2 separate regions of the Mus musculus genome follow, and region 2 is linked to region 1. Evidence: chromatin loops called from intact Hi-C (ENCODE). Cell type or tissue: left cerebral cortex. All regions are shown on one strand.

Region 1 (2,500 bases):
CATCTTCAAGAAGTGAAACCCGTGGGGCAGGAGAGATGGCCCAGTGGTTGAGAGCACAGGTTCATTTCCCAGCACCCACATGACAGCTCACAGCTATCTGTAACTCCATTTCTACGGGATACAGCGCTGTCTTCTGGCTTTTTTGGGCACCAGGCATTCATATATGTTGTGCACAGACATACATGCAGGCCAAACGCTCATTTAAAAAACATGTGAACTAAAAGTGAAACCCAGACTTTGCTCACCAACTGGGTCTGCAGGTGGACCTTTCTTGACATCAGCTGCACCTCCACCTGGGAGGAGACAGCTGGTGTCCTGGGCGCTCACAGAATGTGAGCCCACCCCTGAGCACTCTCGACTGTCCTGGGATGAGTTCACCGCCACAGGGAAGGGGTTCCCCCATACCTGAGTCCCAGCATGCCTTTGTAAAAGCAGGGTTCTCCTCGACCTCCAGGAGAAAGTTGAGGAATTAGTGGACTGAGAGGACGTCTAAATCCAAGTGAGAATTTGAGATGCTGGACGCTCAAGGATGAATCACAAGTAATGAATGTGAAAGACAGTTGGCATCCAATGTTCTTATGGACTGGAGCCTCAGAGGGTTGTTTGGGAATGCAGGAAGGACCGCTGGAGCATTTGTGCAGATGAAAGCCCTTGAAGCCCAAGGTGTCTGGGGCGCGTCTCAGTGGGCAGAGTACATGTCTGCCATACACAGAGTCCCGGATGTGATCCACCTTGCACAGTGTAAAGCCAGACATGTGTGGTGGTGTGTGTACACCTGTAATTCCATCACTCAGGGGTGGAGACAGGAGCATTATCATGAGTTCAAGGCCAGCAGACTCTGTCTTAAAGGGGGGGGGGGGGGGGAGTTGCTGGAGAGATGGCTCAGTGGTTAAGAACCCTGACTGCTCTTCCAAAGGTCCTGAGTTCAACTCCCAGCAACCACATGGTGGCTCACAACCATATGCAGTGTGGTCTGATGCCCCCTTCTGGTGTGTCTGAAGACAACTACAGTGTACTCACATACATAAAATAAGTAAATCGTTTTTAAAAGGGGGGGAGAGGAAAGAAAGAGAAAAATAATCCTAACTGATTTTATTGTGCCTTAAAATTAAAGATATGAAAACAAAGCTGGCGGCAGTGGTGGTGGCACTGGGCAGTGGCAGCGGTGGTGCACTCCTTTAAATCCAGCACTGGGGGCGGGGAGCGGGGGGGGGGGGGAGCAGAGGCAGAAGGATCTCTGTTAGTTGGAGGCTAGCCTGCAAGTTCCAGAACAGCCAGGACATAGACTTTGTCTTAAAGAAATGTGTGTGTGAGATGGCCTAGTCGGCCATCACTGGAAAGAGAGGCCCATTGGACATGCAAACTTTATATGCCCCAGTACAGGGGAACGCCAGGGCTAAAAAGGGGGAGTGGGTGGGTAGGGGAGTGGAGGTGGGTGGGTATGGGGGACTTTTGGTATAGCATTGGAAATGTAAATGAGCTAAATACCTAATAAAAAATGGAAAAAAAAAAGAAATACAGAGTTGGGGCTGTATACAGAGATGGCTCAGCGGGTAAGAGCACCGACTGCTCTTCCGAAGGTCCTGAGTTCAAATCCCAGCAACCACATGGTGGCTCACAACCATCCGTAATGAGATCTGATGCCCTCTTCTGGGATGTCTGAAGACAGATACAGTGTAATTAGATATAATAATAAATCAAAAAAAAAAGAAGTGTGTGTGTGTGTGTGTGTGTATGTGTGTTCCATTATAGATAGATAGATAGGTAGATAGATAGATAGATAGATAGATAGATAGATAGATAGTATTCCTATAAATTATCATTGTAACCTAGGTATTTATTCTGCTTGTTCCTATTTATAATTGTGGGTTTTTGTAGCATGGATGTGGTTGGGTTCATTCTAATTAGAAACTTCACAGATTCATTGTTTAGATAAATGAATAAATAAACATGCAATGAATATATGTATATATGTGTGTATATATAGATATAAAGCATACATAATTTTTTAAAAAATGTTCCCCTATGGAAGCCCACTACTTTGTAAGCTGATTTAAGTATATAATTTGGGGCTGGAGAGGTGAGGGCAGTTAGGAGCACTTGTTCTTCCAGAGGACCCAGCTTCAGTTCCCAGCATCCACACAACGGCTCACAAGCATCTGTATCTCCAGTTCCAGGGGATTGGATGCCCTCTTCTGACCTCTGTAGGCACCAGATGTATGTGTGTAGTCCACATACCCACATACAGGCAAAACAGCCAGACACACAATGACTCTCTAAGACTAGCCAATTGAATAAACTGAATAAGCCTGTGAGGTCAGACCCTGACAACACGGACAAGGCCGTCCGTCATTTACTCTTAGCTCACTCTTCCAGGGACGCCCTCTCCACCAAGACACGGGTTTGCTCTGTCCAGACAGTTCCGTGGGAGTAGCGGTCTCTGTTCTTTCCAGCCTTGAACGTATTTCTTTTTTTTTTTTAAAGATTTTTAAATTTATTT
Region 2 (2,500 bases), 190 kb before region 1:
GAGCCAGTGTGCATGGCTCTTTGGCAGCATCCTGACAGGCCAACAGTGGATAATGACCCTCACATAAAAGGGCGGGCAGCCAGTGGGCATGCCGGTGGGTCCTACCAGGAGATGCTGAACCAACCCAGAGGAGCGCAATCTCAGCGTGGATCTCCCCACCCCAGCCTTGTGCAGATGTTCAGGGAGTCACACGGGCGTGGCAGCCCCACCTGGGCACTCACACTGTTGAGGTGCTTCCATTCTTCTGCCCACTCGCGTTCTGTGAGCCTGTGATCAATCACTTCTTCTTGTCGAGACCCAGGTATGGCTGTAGAAAAGGCCACACACAGTTAGGCCCCCATGCGGATGACTAAGCCCTGACTTGGATCTCAGGCCCTGCCCCTACTCCCAGGTGCCTCCTACTTCCTACACCAGGGGCGTCGGGAATCTAAACCAGGCCACCTCTGTTGTGCCTCATGACTCACTGCCTCCCGGTAACCTGCTAACCCAGCTCTTCTCGCTTCGCCCATTTCTGATAGGCAGCTCTAGATGAACTCACTTTAAAGGTTTCTCTTATCACGGTCCAGAAACCTCCAGGCCTCTGGGCAGCTGCTTAACTTAGGTGTGTTTATGACTTCCTTTCAGATAACTGCACTCCTATGCATTCCTCAAAGTCCAGGCCCGAGGGGCCCCTCCACAGCTGTAGTCTTTGGAATTCCTCAGGCCGTGTGTGTGTGTGTGTGTGTGTGTGTGTGTGTGTGTGTGTGTGTGTGTGTGTGTGTGTCTGGTCTCTAGGTACAAGATCTCCCTGTTTACTCTACTATCCCTGCTCCCAGACTGTCAGCTCCATGAAGAAAAATGGCGTGTTGTGTTTACCTCTGTGTCCCAGGCTGAACTCTGACCTGGGTGTTTACCCCCCCCCCCCAGTTCAATCTTGGGATCAGATCTACCTGCAGCAGGATCAAAGCAGTAATCCAGGATGGTTCATTCTCCGTGGGATCCTGGGGCCCTTATGTTGCCACTCCCTGCCTCAGTTTCCCAACCCTGCCTAGTTCTTGCATCATAAGTAGTTAGAAAGAAAAGCCCCAAGCTGACCTGATAAACTTGAGGGGTGTGCCCACAGTTACCAGGCAGAAAGTGGAGAGGCGGTGTTGGGTGTAAGGAGTCTGAATCTGGATCGGGAATGACCAAATGGGGTGTGGCGGGGTGTGGGGTGCCACTGGCTGGGGCGTGAGGAACATGATGGCCCTGTCTTGGTTTCCCTGCAATGTCAAATGCTCCCAGTGTCCTAACTGAGGCTGTGCAGGTGACCTGGCAGCAATCCAGACTTCCTGGGGGGTGGGGGGAGGCAAAACCTCTCTTTTAAGCAGCCATCAGCGCCTTAGGACCTCCTGCTACCCTAACCTGAAATGCCTCCCTGAGTTGCAGAAGGGCGGGGAGTGGCCACAGCCGTCATCCAGCACCCTCTCTGGCTGCCCACGAGGGGCCTGTGCCAACGCCCAAACTAAAATAGAGGCTGAGATCTGTGCGACAGCTGGCGTTTATTTTTGCATTAGCAGAAGCGGGTGGGAATTAGCACCTGCCTGACCCGGCTGTGGTGAGCCAGACACTGTCACCTGCTGCCTAGGACCAAGCCCTGGAAGCTTCCATGGTGTGGGGGCAGGGAAAGGCCTCTGTTGACCCTGCTCTGGGACCCTATTGGCATTCTGAGTGACCCTGGATGGTCATTTCTAACATTACGTTCCAACACACCAGGGTGTGGCAGGGACGGCCATCTCTGGGTTTCCGCAGAGTGTCGCTGTGCCCACCCATGGCTGCCCCACTCATACTCCTTGGACTTCGGTTTCCTTTGAGGTGTGGGTACAGACTGGGAAATGACAGCGTGCAAGATGAGTGGCATGTGTTCTGTGTCAGCTGCTGTCCTTGTCATCGGTGGCTGGGCCTTGGGGTAGAGTGTGTGTCAGGTGCTCTATCAATAACCTATCCTCACATAATCTCTGTTCTGACAAAGAAAGAAACTGAGGCACAGGGAGGTCACATGGCCCACTTGAGGGTCACTTCTGAATTCGAGGAAAAAAGGCAGCCCTGCTGGTAATCTTACCCTCAGCTACCGTGGCCTCATGCTGCCCAGGGCAGGAGTGTATCCCAAGGATTAGGGTCCTCTACTGTGGTGTTATTCAGTGTGTGAGGAGTGGCGACTTGTCTCTGGAGGGGCAAGTCAGGCTACATGGGCGCTGGGGTGGCTGCTGGCTCCTTATACCCATTTCCTTACTGGACAGCTGAGGTGCTGCTGGCAGCTTCAGTGTCCTCCACTAGAGCATAGGTACAAGCAGGTGCTGACTGAACCCCTAAATAAATGCATGCGGACTCTTTCCGACACCAGCACACGCAGGCGTAAACATGGGCACAAACTCACAGACACACAGGTTCCAGACTATGTGTTCAGACCTCAAGCGGTTGACGGCCCTCTCACACCGCTTACCCAGGGGCCGGTGGCGTTCCCGTAGCTCTCGGGGATCAG

What was found. Hi-C counts contacts between places; a loop is a spot of excess contacts. Peaks named below come from ENCODE experiments on the same cell type or tissue, not always from the same donor. Only the 100,000 strongest peaks of a DNase experiment are listed, where the experiment ranks them.
Region 2: it touches region 1 in a loop (2.9-fold over the local background); 13 of 42 quality-filtered maps call a loop at or near these places.

What each region holds. Positions count from the first base shown.
Region 1 is chr8:122,821,242-122,823,741 of GRCm38, forward strand. It overlaps Gm35466 (a long non-coding RNA gene), which reads left to right and starts at 2,183. Exons shown (of 3, transcript XR_388150.3): 1 at 2,183-2,500. In left cerebral cortex, a CTCF peak has its summit at 1,022 (motif pointing left); no DNase peak of the experiment used is centred here.
Region 2 is chr8:122,635,533-122,638,032 of GRCm38, forward strand. Cbfa2t3 (CBFA2/RUNX1 translocation partner 3) reads right to left here. Exons shown (of 12, transcript NM_001109873.1): 7 at 2,462-2,500; 8 at 222-307. Among named protein-coding and RNA genes, the nearest start is that of Pabpn1l, 14 kb to the left of the region's middle. In left cerebral cortex, no CTCF peak of the experiment used is centred here; DNase peaks (open chromatin) are centred at 1,140 and 1,481.